4 separate regions of the Homo sapiens genome follow, and all the other regions are linked to region 4. A link is a contact called in ENCODE Hi-C or POLR2A ChIA-PET data. All regions are on one chromosome and are shown on one strand. The core of a region is the stretch at or near the end of the contact, and the rest is flanking DNA. Distances in the headings are between cores, read along the strand shown. Region 1 overlaps DAGLA (diacylglycerol lipase alpha). Region 2 holds the start of VWCE (von Willebrand factor C and EGF domains). Region 3 holds the start of MYRF (myelin regulatory factor). Region 4 holds the start of LRRC10B (leucine rich repeat containing 10B).

Region 1 (2,700 bases), core at 167-2,666, 220 kb after region 4:
CCATCCCCCAGCGATTGCACCTCTCCTCCCGGGTGGTGTGTGAGGAAGGGCTACCGGGCTGCGCCTACTGCTTTGCCCTGAATGGCTTCTTTTCTACACCTTCTCTGGGCCTCAACCTTTCTAGTTCTGTGTTATCCCTGAGCAGTGAAGTTGTAGGCTTCGGAGTCACACAGTTATGGGTTCGAATCCAGATGTTGTCACTTGCAGCCTGGGGCAAGTGGGTCCACCTCTCTGAGCCTCAGTTTCTTTATCTGCGAAGTGGAGATGTTGATACATACCTCGTGGAATTTTTTGGAGAGGGCTAGATGAGATATTGCATAACACCCACACTGCTGCCTCCCCTCCCCTTCTGGCGTTCTCTCTCTGCCCCCTCAGCCATTCCCTTCTGCCCACATCTTCCCTTCTCTCGGCTCCCCTCATGTGCTCTGCCTTTCTAGAAGAAAGGACTTTCCTAGTAGAGAGGCCCAATCCATAGAGGTCTTTGAAAAGGCACCAAGAAGGCCTGTTAGTTAAGGCTCCAACCTTCTTCATAGGATCTAGGAAAGGCCTTAGCCCCAGACCTGGCCTGCAGCCTAGCTCTGCGCTCAGCCCACCGCTTGGGGGCTGGGTGGACTCTGCATTCCTAAGTGGGCCAGAGAAGGGCGCCTGCTCCAGGAGGAACCCCTCCCTGTCCTGGGTGTCTCCGCCCTCAGCTCATGCCAGGCAGAAGGAGGACAGTTCCCTGGGCTCCCGTTCTGGAAAGGCTGGCATGCTGGGCAGCAGCTTCTTTCCTTGACACCCCTGCCCTTGGGACCCACAGCAGCCACACCCACTCTGCAGCGCCCTCCCTGTCCTCAGAAAGCTGGGTGGCTCTCGGGGCCTTATTCTCACCATCCCTCCAGCGACTGATCAGAGAGGACTAGAGCACCTCATGCCCCCTTCCCATCTTTGTCAGCTGCATGTGCCTGGCATTCTTGCCTGCATCCCTGGGAGTCCCAGCTGTGGCAGAGAACTCTTCAAAATGAGCACCAGGCTCCATTACTCACTGGTGGTGTGGGGACAGCTCTTAGAGCCTTTGTTTCCTAAACTGTAACAGGTGGTATCTGTCCTGCCTGCCCATAGGGTGTTTCAGAACCCAGGGTATCACTGGCAGGCAGGGCTCTCTGGTGCTCTGCAGACAGGAGGGGTGCTGGCATTTGTATTAGGTGCCTTAGTGTTGCAGAGAGAGCAGAGTCCCTAGACCTCATGAGGGCCCAGCCAGGCCCCTGCCTGGAAGAACCAGGTGCCTGTGGGGCAGAGAGAGGCAGGCCTGCAGCCCAGGGTGTTGGGAGGAGGCCAGAGTCCAGTGCCCCAGCCTGTCCATAACAGCCTGGCCAGAGGGAGAAGGGCTGCCCATCTGCCTCGGGCCCAGGCCTCTCCCCTGGCAGCAGTTCTCAGCCCATGCAGAGCACAGCGAGCCAGGCCTGCTTCTGGCTTGGCCCTAGCCCTGCCCTGGATGAGCCCCAGGGCCCTCCCATCCGGGGTGCTGGCCCTGCTCCCCTGACTGGTCCTCCTGGCCCACACATCACTGACTCAGAGGCAGCCCTGTCACCGGAGAAGCGAGGAGCCACTCGTTATTAAGAACCTATTATAGGCCAGACCATTTCTGCATCTTGGACCCTTGATCTCACACCAGCCTTGTGAAGTAGCTGTCACCACCTGCTCTTACAGAAGAGGAAACTGAGGCTTAGAATGGCTGAGTGACCTCCAGGCCCTTGCGGTCAGGAAGTGATACAGCAAGGGTTCAAACTCAAGCCTCCAGTCTCCAAAGGCCACACTGTTACAGCCTCATGCTCAGCTGAGGTTGGAGAGGGAACAGCTGCCGAGCACAGGAGCTCAGCCCCTAGACCCTGGCCCATCACCACTTGACCTGCAGTGTGGGGGACCATGCTCTCCCATTGTACATCGGCTTTGTCCCCCCAGCAAGCACTGTGGCTTTCTCAGCAAAGTCTCTCCCCATTGGAAAGTGTGTAATAGTCACTCAGGTGATGCTCTGAGTGAAGACAAACCTCCTAGCATCACCAGAATCCAAGCTTCTTAATAAAATCTCAGCTGTCATCCCGTGACAGCTGGCAGGCCCAGTCACGTGGGCTCCAGCGTCTGGTGCCTTAGCAGTTGGATGCTGGCTCCCTCTGGTGGCCTGAGGTGCCGCTGCACCTAGCTGGGTGCCCAGCTCCCAGGCTGCCTCATTCATTTCTGTGGGGAGGCTACTGTGTACCTGGCCCTGTTTGGGTGCTGGGGATACAGCTGTGGACCTCTCTGTGGTGCTCACTGCCCAGCGAGGAGGCGGACAGCGCATAGACAAGGCAAATAGGGCACATGGTGGAGCGGATGGGCACTTTGGACCCACATAAAGCCAGGTGCCTGGGATGGGGAGTGCTGGGGGCCTGGGGAGCCCTGGCTGTTAGATGAGGTGGCAAGAGAGACCTCACTGTGACAGGACGTTTGAACAGAGGCCCAGAGGAGCAAGGGCCAGGCCACGCTGTCTCAGGTGCTGCTGAACACGCTGGCAGCAGGTCAGAGAGACCAGAGCCAGGTGGGGTAGACAGGGCGTTGCTGTAGGGTCTTAAAAAGAAAATGATGTGGCTCAACTTATCTTAAAAGGGCCACTCTGTTGCTGAGCTGAGAGCGTAGGGGCAAGTGCAAGGAGGCCAGTCGAGGCCACCATGACAGTCCCAGGCA
Region 2 (3,071 bases), core at 31-2,530, 210 kb before region 4:
GCGGCAGATAAAAGGGTGCCCAGGGAGGCTGATGGAGTCGAACTCTCAGGTGGGCAGGGACCGAGCACCCGCCAGAGCGCCCTAAGGAGCCTCCTAGGGCTGGTGACAGAGGGACAGGTGGTGGGAGCCTGTGGAACGCCGGGGAGTCGGGGCAGGTTCTGAGCAGGAACTGGCGGTGGCTGTGGAACACACGTGTGAGCTACAAGCCTGGCCGGGCCGCCCCCGCTGCGCGCCCCCCGGAGGACGTGGCCGCGGGCCAGGCCGCCTGCTGACACAGTGTTCCCTAGCTCCGAGCATCACGCACACACGCGCACGGCCCCACCGCGGCCCGGGGGAAAGCACGTGCGGAGGGCGGCATCCATCGCGAAAGACAGCGGAGGGGCATGCACCCCACCCCCACGCGCGCACACGCACGGACAGAAAACGAAAAGTGACCCAGAGACCCCGGCTGTTCCAAGGTCCATGAAGTTCGTAGGGCCAAGACCCAGGGAAAGCCCCGCGCGGCAGGGGAGGCCAGGCGCTGCCCGGGCAGAGCCACGGGCACGCTGGGGGGTGAGCCAGCCAGTCCGGAGACCAGATGGCACGTCCTGGGCTCCCCTCTCCAGAGGTCCGCGCTCCAGGGCACATTAGGAGTCACCCAACGCCTGGACCTCCGATCTCCCAGGTCCCAGTCTGGACAGCCCCAGCCAGGGGGGCACGATGAGCACCCGCCTAGAGGCACAAGTTGCTGACTCTTTGTGCCGTCCCCGAGCTGTGCCCGCGCTGATAGCACCCCAGAGGAAGCCCCGACACGCGGCTGCCTGCGGCTCCTGAGCGCCCCTCCGCGCCTCTCGACTGCACGCCGGTAGCGCTCTCCCGGGCGGGGGAGCGGGGAGGAGCTCCGGGCGCTTACCTCTCGGCCGCGAAGTGCCCGGGCGGCTTCCTCCCGGTGTAGCCTCGGGCTGGTGCCCCCGGCAGCAGGAGCGCGACACAGGCGGCCCGAAGGAGCAGTCCGGCCCACATGACCGGCGGCGGCGGGTCCCCCGGGCTGGGCTCGGCTCCTGCGCCGCGCGCGGGAGAGGGGGCTGCCGGCCCTCGCCCCTCCTCCTGGCGCCGTGGGGAGCGAACCAGCGATCCCCGAAATGGCACGCAGAGCTGAGCAGGGGGGCTTGGGACGCCGAGAGGAGGGGCCGAGGGCCGCGAGGGGACGCGGCGGACGATTGTGGGGAGGGTCTCTGGCACCTCGAAGCGAAACACACAAAGGCAACGCCGCCCGCCTGCTGATGCCTCTCCGAGAGGCGCGGAGCCCGGGGCGGGGGCAAAGATCAGGGACCCCTGGGGGCGGGGTTTCGCCCTCGGCCCACACCCCCTGCCCCGGTTTGGGAGTCGGCTTCCTGCGAAGCGCTGACTGAAGGCGTCAGACCGAGGCCCCGGGAGGAAACAGACTTCGGGAACAAGGCTAGCACCAGAGGCTGCGCGCCCCGGGCATGGCCCCTGTCGGTGGGACCCGAGACGCCTTGTTGTGACGAGGTGGGAACCGTGGAAATTCGAACCCACGACGCCAGGTCGCTGTGCCGCTGAGCAGTTCTAGGCCTGCCCCCAGCCTGCCAGAAGGTCTGCACCCTAACGCCGGAGTGCGTTGATCTGTGGGTCCAACCGCTCCCTGGCCTGGGGCCCTAGCCACTTTTGAAGCCCCGGGCTCCTCTGGGCACCCAGGGGGCAGATGGCCGGCCTCCCGACTGCTGGTGGCAAGACCAGGAAGCAGCTGGCGCCGTTGGCAGTGGAGAGGCAGCAGCAGATCTGGAAGGCTCCTCTTTGCCCCTTCTGCAGCTGCCCCAGGCCGTGGTCAGAGACTGGGGGGCTGCCTAGGGATTTAGGCAAAGAAGGGGTGCGGAAATCAAAATCATCCCGCTGGGAGAAAGCTGAAAGGATAACTGATTTTACCTTCTGCTCCATGCAGTAATCTTTCCCTTAGCCACCCACAATTAGTCAAGATTTTGCTTAAATACTTCCAGGGGTAAGAAACTCACTATCTGTTAAGAAGCGGCCCAATCCAGTTTTGAACCACATTTGTTTTAAAGTGTCTTCACTTCCCAGTTGAACAATCCCTGTTCCTTTGGCCTTCCTGCTACCTCTGCCTTTACTGAGGTGCTTAACATTGGTGGCCACAAATGGACATGGCGTACCAGCGGTGGCCTGGACTCGTGCCTCCTTCCTGCAGACACCATACTTTTACTAATGCACCCTAATATTACGTTTTTGGCAACCCCATGATGTTAATTATGACACATTGAGTTTGCAGTAAAGAAAAACCACAGGTGGCCGGGCGCGGTGGCTCACACCTGTAATCCCAGCACTTTGGGAGGCTGAGGTGGGCGGATCACCTGAGGTCAGGAGTTCCAGAACCAGCCTAGCCAATATGGTGACGCCCCATCTCTACTAAAAATACAAAAATTAGCTGGGCATGGTGGCGGGCGCCTGTATTCCCAGCTACTCAGGTTGAGGCAGGAGAATCACTTGAACCCAGGAGGCAGAGGTTGCAGTGAGCCAAGATTGCACCATTGCACTCCAGCCTGGGCGACAGAGCAAGGCTCCATCTCAAAAAAAAAAAAGAACGAAAAAAAGCAGGCATTTTTTGTTGTGCTTTTATGTTATTTAAACACAAGCTGCCAAGTGGTCTCCCTACCTGAAGCTGTGTGGCCCCATTTTTTTTTTTTTTTTTTTAGATGGAGTCTTTCTCTGTCGCCCAGGCTGGAATGCAGTGGCACGATTTCGGCTCACTGCAACCTCCATCTCCCGGGTTCAAGCAATTCCCCTTCCTCAGCCTCCCGAGTAGCTGGGACTACAGGCGCACATCACCATGCCCAGGTAATTTTTGTATTTTTAGTAGGGACGGGGTTTCACCATGTTGACCAGGCTGGTCTTGAACTCCTGACCTCAAATGATCCACCCACGTCAGCCTCCCAAAGTGCTGGGATTACAGGCGTGAGCCACCGCACCCGGCTTGTGGCTACATTTTTGCAGACATTCACCTTGAGGCCGTATCTCACCTTGTTTGTTTTGGCCCATTTTCTTGTCAACATATTCTCAAC
Region 3 (2,810 bases), core at 292-2,791, 240 kb after region 4:
AGCATGTGCCAAGGCCCTGTGGCAGGTGTAGGCCTTGCATGTTTGAGCAATGGCAAGGAGGTCTTGGTGGCTGTTATTCAGTGAGCAATGGAGAGAGGGGAAGAGCTGAGGCCAGTGGTAGAGGCGGGGCCTGAGAAACCAGAGCAAGACATTCAGATATTGTTTTGAGTGCAAAGGGAAACTTAGTTTTGCAAAGGAATGACATGATCGGATGTATGTTTCAGAAAGGGTGATTTGGGAGAACTGAAGGGGATATCAGTGAGACGAGAGGCTGTGCAAGTTGGGCAGGACAGAGATGTGGAGGCAGTCAGTCATAAGGGTGAAGGCAGGGGCACAAGGACAACCGCTTTATCCTGGACTTATATCGAGTTAGAACCTCCAGGTTTCATTATACCAGACAGGGCCACGGCAAAGGAGAGTTCGGATTCCCGGGGCAGCCAGGATTTGGCTCTGAACTTTAATGACCTTGAAACTCTTAGGCAGGGCGGGGAGCGGTGGCTCATGCCTGTAATCCCAGCAGTTTGGGAGGCCAACGTGGGCTGATCACCTAAGGTCAGGAGTTCGAGACCAGCCTGGCCAACATGAGGAAACCCCGTCTCTACTAAAAATACAAGTTAGCCCAGCGTGGTGGCGCCTGTAATCCCAGTTACTGGGGAGGCTGAGGCAGGAGAATCGCTTGAACCGAGGAGGCAGATGTTGCAGTGAGCTGAGATCGCGCCATTGCACTCCAGCCTGGGCGACAGAGCCGAACTCCATCTCAAAAAAAAAAGGAGCTTTTAGACCTGCATTGTCCAATACCACAGCCACACGTAACTGTTTAATTACAATTAAACAAAATGAAAAAATCAGTTCCTCAGTCTCAATAGGCACATTTCCAGTGCTCACTTGTGGCCAGTGACTACCATACTGAACAACACAGGGAACATTTCCATCATCACAGCCACAGGACAGGGCTTCCTGGCAGTCCTTAATGCATTGAGCCTCAGTTTCCCCATCTGTAAAATGCAGGTAACAACAGCATCTCCTTGATAAGGTGCCTGTGAGGAGTACATGAGATAATGCCTGTGTGGCCTGGCACATAACACACGTTCCCTAAATGCAGGTTGTTATTGTTGCTGAGCGGGGTGTGTGGGTGGCTAACGAGAGGGATGGGGGCTGTCTCTGAGGTTTGGATTCGGAATCGTGACATCTTGTCCCGTGCAAGACGAAGGCGAGGACGGCGAGGGCACACCCTTCCAGTCCCGACCCCACAGAGGCCAAGCGGCCCTTCGCCCCCACCCCGACCCGGGAAGGCCCCGCGCCCCTCAAGCCTGGGACGGTCTCGCGTCCCCCGACCCGGGACGGCCCCGCGCCCCGCAAGCCTAGGACTGCCCAGCGCTGAGCGCCGCCTGCAGGAGTCGGGAGCGTGGTGCCCGCGGCCGGGCTGGGCGCGGCGCGGGCCGGCAGGGGGCGCTGGGCGCGGCGGGCGGGGCGCGTGGGGCGGGCAGGGGCCGGGCCAGGGACGCGCGGGGGGCAAGCGCGGCGGCGGACCGGGCGGGACCGTAGCCGGAGCCCAGCCGGGACTGTCGCGCGGGCCGCGCCGGCGATGCCGCGCCCCCGGGCCGGGCTGTAGCGGGGCCGCGGCTGGAGTGTGCGCCGGGCAGGCGGGACATGGAGGTGGTGGACGAGACGGAGGCGCTGCAGCGCTTCTTCGAAGGTGAGAGACCGCGGGCTGGCGGCGGCGACCCTCTGGCGCTGGGAACCCCCGGCTGATCTCCCCGGGAACTGGGGCTCCTCGCTGTGTTTCCGCCTCCTCTGGCTGGGACCCTCCTTCAGGCTGGCACCAGCCCGCCAAGACAGGCTCCCGGGGCTGGGAGTCCCCCAGCGGTTACCACCCACCGCCGCTGAAGTTGGGCTCCCCCTCCCCGCTCCTCAACTCGCAGCTTCCTTGGGACTGTGTCCCCTTCCAGGTCCGGACTCCTTTGAGCCTTCCAGGACCCGGAACTTTCCCTAAATTGTGACACTCTCGCCCCCAGCAAACTTCCCGAGTCTGGGGACCCTCTACTTTGCTTCCCCAGAACCCCAAGCGGGATACAACCCCATTCAAGGCCCAGACCCCCGGTGTGCCTTCTAGGACCTTCCGTACCTCTTGAGGCTGGACCCCAGCCTGCTTCCCAGAATCTGTGACCCCCGCCTAGAGACCAAGACCCCCTGTGTGCCCTTCTGGTTGGCGCCATCCCCCATGACTTCTAGGAGCTGGGACCTCCCCACTGTGCTTCCATGAGGGTAGGACCACTTTCGAGCCTGGATCCCCTTGGAGACTGCCACCTGCTTTCCACAATGCTGCCTAGTGACTGCTCTCCTGTTTGGGGCTGGGACCCCCCTCCCTAGCATGCTCTCCTGGGGCTGGAACCTTCTTGAAGCTGACATCCCTGCCACCGGTCACCTCTGCTCTCTGAGACCCTTCTAGTGCTGTGAACTGCATCCCACCAGCCCTCTGAGGCTCCTCAGCACTATGTCCCCCCAACCCTGGAGCTGTGCCTCTCTGACCTCGCCCCCTCAAAGAGTGACCTCACCCCCACTTGACCGAAAGGAGCCCTCTGGGGTGGAATTGACATACACCCCATAATATCTTCTTCTGCCCCCACCCCTACATTGGTTTTGGAGGTCTGCTCCTCCATCTAACCAACTCCCTGTCTTTTCCTGGACGACCCCTGCCCCTCCTGCAGGGCCACCACTCCTCCTGGTGCTGGGTTCTGGAGGGATGGGACCGCAGTGGGAGGGGGAGGGGAAGTTCTGGCTGACTGCCTCCCAGCCCACTCCGCTTCTCA
Region 4 (2,949 bases), core at 445-2,944:
ACCTGTAATCTCAGCTACTTGGGAGGCTGAGGCAAGAGAATCGCTTGAACCCAGGAGGCGAGGCGGAGGTTGCAGTGAGCCAAGATCACGCCATTGCACTCCAACCTATGCAACAAGAGCAAAACTCTGTCTCTAAATAAATAAATAAATAAATAAATAAATAAATAAATAAATAAAAATTTGCATGGAATGTCTACTGTATGCTCTAGAGCCTGTGCCAGCAGGGAAGGAGATGCCCAAACCTCCCTGGCTGGGCAGCTTACTTTCCAGTGGGGATGGTTCCCTTCCTCCCGTTGCATTGGCAACTGCTCTCTGCCCTTGGGCTGTCTTCCATCCCCCTTCCCCTGCAGTGGGGATGGCAATGGGGGTGGGCCAAAGGGCAGCGTGCTCTCCTGAAGTCAGTCCACTCAGCCAGTTACATGGGTCACACCAGCCGGGTTCAAGAGAAGGCAGGAGGCAGGAGGCTTGGAGCCCGAAAATTTGGCTCCCGGGCTGCAACCTCTATGCATTGTGTGACCGTAAGCAGGGTGCCTAATCCCCGCGAGGCCACTTCTCTCATCTTTCATGTGGGATTATAGTGCTGTCTTTGTAGCTTTGTCCAGAGAATCAGAGGCTCTGTTGTGAGAAAATTCATTGCTGGAGGTGGAGTGAACCTTGTTTCCATCTATCGGTATGGTTTATGGTTAGGAACACAGGCTCTGGAGTCACACTACCTGGCTTCGAATCCAGCTGCTCATCAGCTGGGTGACCTTGGGCACTTCACTCAGCTCAGACTGACCCAGCTCAAGTCATGTCTCTTTGACCCTCAGTTTCTCCATCTTTAAAATCGGGGTGATGAGGGTGTCTACCTCATAGGCTGTGCCAAGGACTCAACGCAATGCTTTCAGCATAGTGCTGGGCACACGTGGGCTCGAAGCCAGTGACAGCCAGTGCTTTTCTGCCAGGAGCTCCCGCAGGAGGGCTCCGGATGGGAGGTGGGGGGAGAAGGCAGGGGGGAACTGCTGCTGGTGGTAGCAGGCGAAGGAAGAAGAGTCATGGAATGAGAGTGGCCATGATTGGTGGCTCAAAGGCGTTCACGTGTCCCAGTCCTCTGTCCACCGCAGCCACACACAGACTTTGAGCGTCGGTGGAGGGATCCTGGCAGGAGAGAGGGGTGTGAGTGTAGCAATGAGGAAGCTGTAGGGCAATTAGGCGGGGCGGAGCCAAGCCCTGGGGCCCGGTAAAACCAGCAGATGTGAAAAGGGCCGGACAGTAACACTGTTTCGAGTTACTACACTGAAGTGATCCCAGCAGGTAGGCCGGCCGCACGCCGCTGGACGTGAATGGCTCGCAGTGACCGCGCCCCTCAGCCCCTCCTTGTGAGCCTCTAGTCCAGAGTCTTTGATCCACCGCCAGCGTTTCCTTCGCCTTCTTGGACCCGCGGCTCTGGGGCGCACACAACCGCACACCAAACAGCGTCGGGCGTCGGGTCTCAGTGCCAGGCTTGGCCGGGGCGGGGAATCTCTCGGCTTGTGCTTGCTCCGCGGTGGGCTGGATGGGCAGGTAGGGGGCGGGCTCCGGCGCTGGGACCCCACTAGGGTGGCGCCTTGGCCCCGCCCCGCCCCGCCCTCCCTCCGCCTCATTGGCAGCCGCACGCGCGTCGGGGTTGCCAGGGCGACGGGTCGCTAAGCTGCGAGTCAGCGCGAACCCTAGCCAGTCGGCCTCCGGCGGAGGCAACGGGGGAGGCCCGAGGGCGGGCGGTGGAGCGCGGCGCGCGGCGGCGGTGCCCCAAGTGGGTGCCTCCTCCCGGCCCCGCACGGCCCCCCTCCCGGCGCGGGGGAAGGCCGGGGCGGGGGGCCCGGGGGCCGGCGCGGCTCCGGCACCGTCGGGGCGGCTGGGGGGCGGCCGGGGCGGGGCGATGCCTGGCGGTGGCAGTGGCGGCGGCCCCGGCCGGGGCCCGTGACCATGGGCATCGCCGAGTCCACGCCGGATGAGCTGCCGTCGGACGCAGAGGAGCAGCTGCGCAGCGGCGACCAGCAGCTGGAGCTGAGCGGGCGGCGGTTGCGGCGGCTGCCCAGCGCAGTGTGCGCGCTGAGCCGCCTGCAGAAGCTGTATGTGAGCGGCACGGGGCTGCGCGAGCTGCCGGAGGAGATCGAGGAGCTGCGCGAGCTGCGCATCCTGGCGCTGGACTTCAACAAGCTCGAGCGACTGCCTGACGGCCTGTGCCGCCTGCCGCGCCTCACGCGCCTCTATCTGGGCGGCAACCGGCTGCTGGCGCTGCCCGCCGACTTCGCGCAGTTGCAGAGCCTGCGCTGCCTCTGGATCGAGGGCAACTTCTTGCGGCGCTTCCCGCGGCCGCTGCTGCGCCTGGTGGCGCTGCAGTCGCTCCAGATGGGCGACAACCGGCTGCGCGCGCTGCCGGCCGAGCTGCCGCGCATGACGGGCTTGCGCGGCCTCTGGCTCTACGGCAACCGCTTCGAGGAGTTCCCGCCCGCGCTGCTGCGCATGGGCCGCCTGCACATCCTCGACCTCGACCGCAACCGCCTGGGCGGCTTCCCCGACCTGCACCCGCTGCGCGCGCTGCGCGTCTTCTCCTACGACCACAACCCCGTCACCGGGCCCCCGCGCGTCGCGGACACCGTGTTCCTCGTGGGCGAGGGCGCCGTCGAGCGCATGGCGGAGCGCGACGAGCCCACGCCCCGGCCTCCGCCCCGGCGCCCAGCGCGGGCCTTTGAGGATGAGGAGGAGGAAGACCTGCTCATAGGCGGCGCTGGTTCCCGGGCTCTGGGCGCCCCCGGGGGCAGCTTCCGCGCCCTGGAAGCCGCTCCAGGACTGGGCACCTGAGCCTATGTTCTGGCTGATGGGCTTCAGCCACTCTGAGAGGAGGGGCTCTAGGAAGCTTTGGCTGGTTAGGCCTGCGGGACTGGTGGGTCCCTACTTAGGTCAATGGAACGGCTACTTTTGGCGAGT

The links. Hi-C counts contacts between places; a loop is a spot of excess contacts on that map. ChIA-PET counts read pairs that join two places held with the same protein, here RNA polymerase II (POLR2A). Pooled maps may share reads with other maps.
Region 1: a loop to region 4 is called in a pooled map, with 6 times the contacts of the local background. The contact joins the enhancer-like site here to the promoter of LRRC10B in region 4. A Hi-C loop is called at or near these places in 6 of 50 pooled maps.
Region 2: a pooled map shows a loop between it and region 4 (2.5-fold over the local background). The contact joins the promoter of VWCE here to the promoter of LRRC10B in region 4. A Hi-C loop is called at or near these places in 2 of 50 pooled maps. POLR2A ChIA-PET finds 5 or more read pairs at or near these places in 2 of 52 experiments (WTC11 and activated naive CD4-positive, alpha-beta T cell).
Region 3: a loop to region 4 is called in a pooled map, with 2.4 times the contacts of the local background. The contact joins the promoter of MYRF here to the promoter of LRRC10B in region 4. A Hi-C loop is called at or near these places in 2 of 50 pooled maps. POLR2A ChIA-PET finds 5 or more read pairs at or near these places in 2 of 52 experiments (HepG2 and WTC11).

Annotation. Positions count from the first base shown.
Region 1 is chr11:61,731,457-61,734,156 of GRCh38, forward strand. The region is part of intron 9 of DAGLA (diacylglycerol lipase alpha); the gene reads left to right. Among named protein-coding and RNA genes, the nearest start is that of MYRF, 20 kb to the right of the region's middle. Within about 2 kb of position 1,417, at least 5 of the 41 ENCODE cell types and tissues checked have a DNase peak (open chromatin) inside an H3K27ac peak, as active enhancers do.
Region 2 is chr11:61,294,036-61,297,106 of GRCh38, forward strand. It overlaps VWCE (von Willebrand factor C and EGF domains), which reads right to left and starts at 1,281. Exons shown (of 20, transcript NM_152718.2): 1 at 893-1,281. The coding sequence starts at 1,002. RefSeq lists silencers at 101-360, 801-1,110, 1,291-1,360 and an enhancer at 332-1,034.
Region 3 is chr11:61,751,095-61,753,904 of GRCh38, forward strand. It overlaps MYRF (myelin regulatory factor), which reads left to right and starts at 1,542. Exons shown (of 27, transcript NM_001127392.3): 1 at 1,542-1,696. The coding sequence starts at 1,651. RefSeq lists silencers at 1,332-1,471, 1,592-1,691.
Region 4 is chr11:61,507,055-61,510,003 of GRCh38, forward strand. It overlaps LRRC10B (leucine rich repeat containing 10B), which reads left to right and starts at 1,695. Exons shown (of 1, transcript NM_001145077.2): 1 at 1,695-2,949. The coding sequence starts at 1,945. The coding sequence ends at 2,823. It overlaps MIR4488 (microRNA 4488), which reads left to right and starts at 1,542; the gene lies at 1,542-1,603.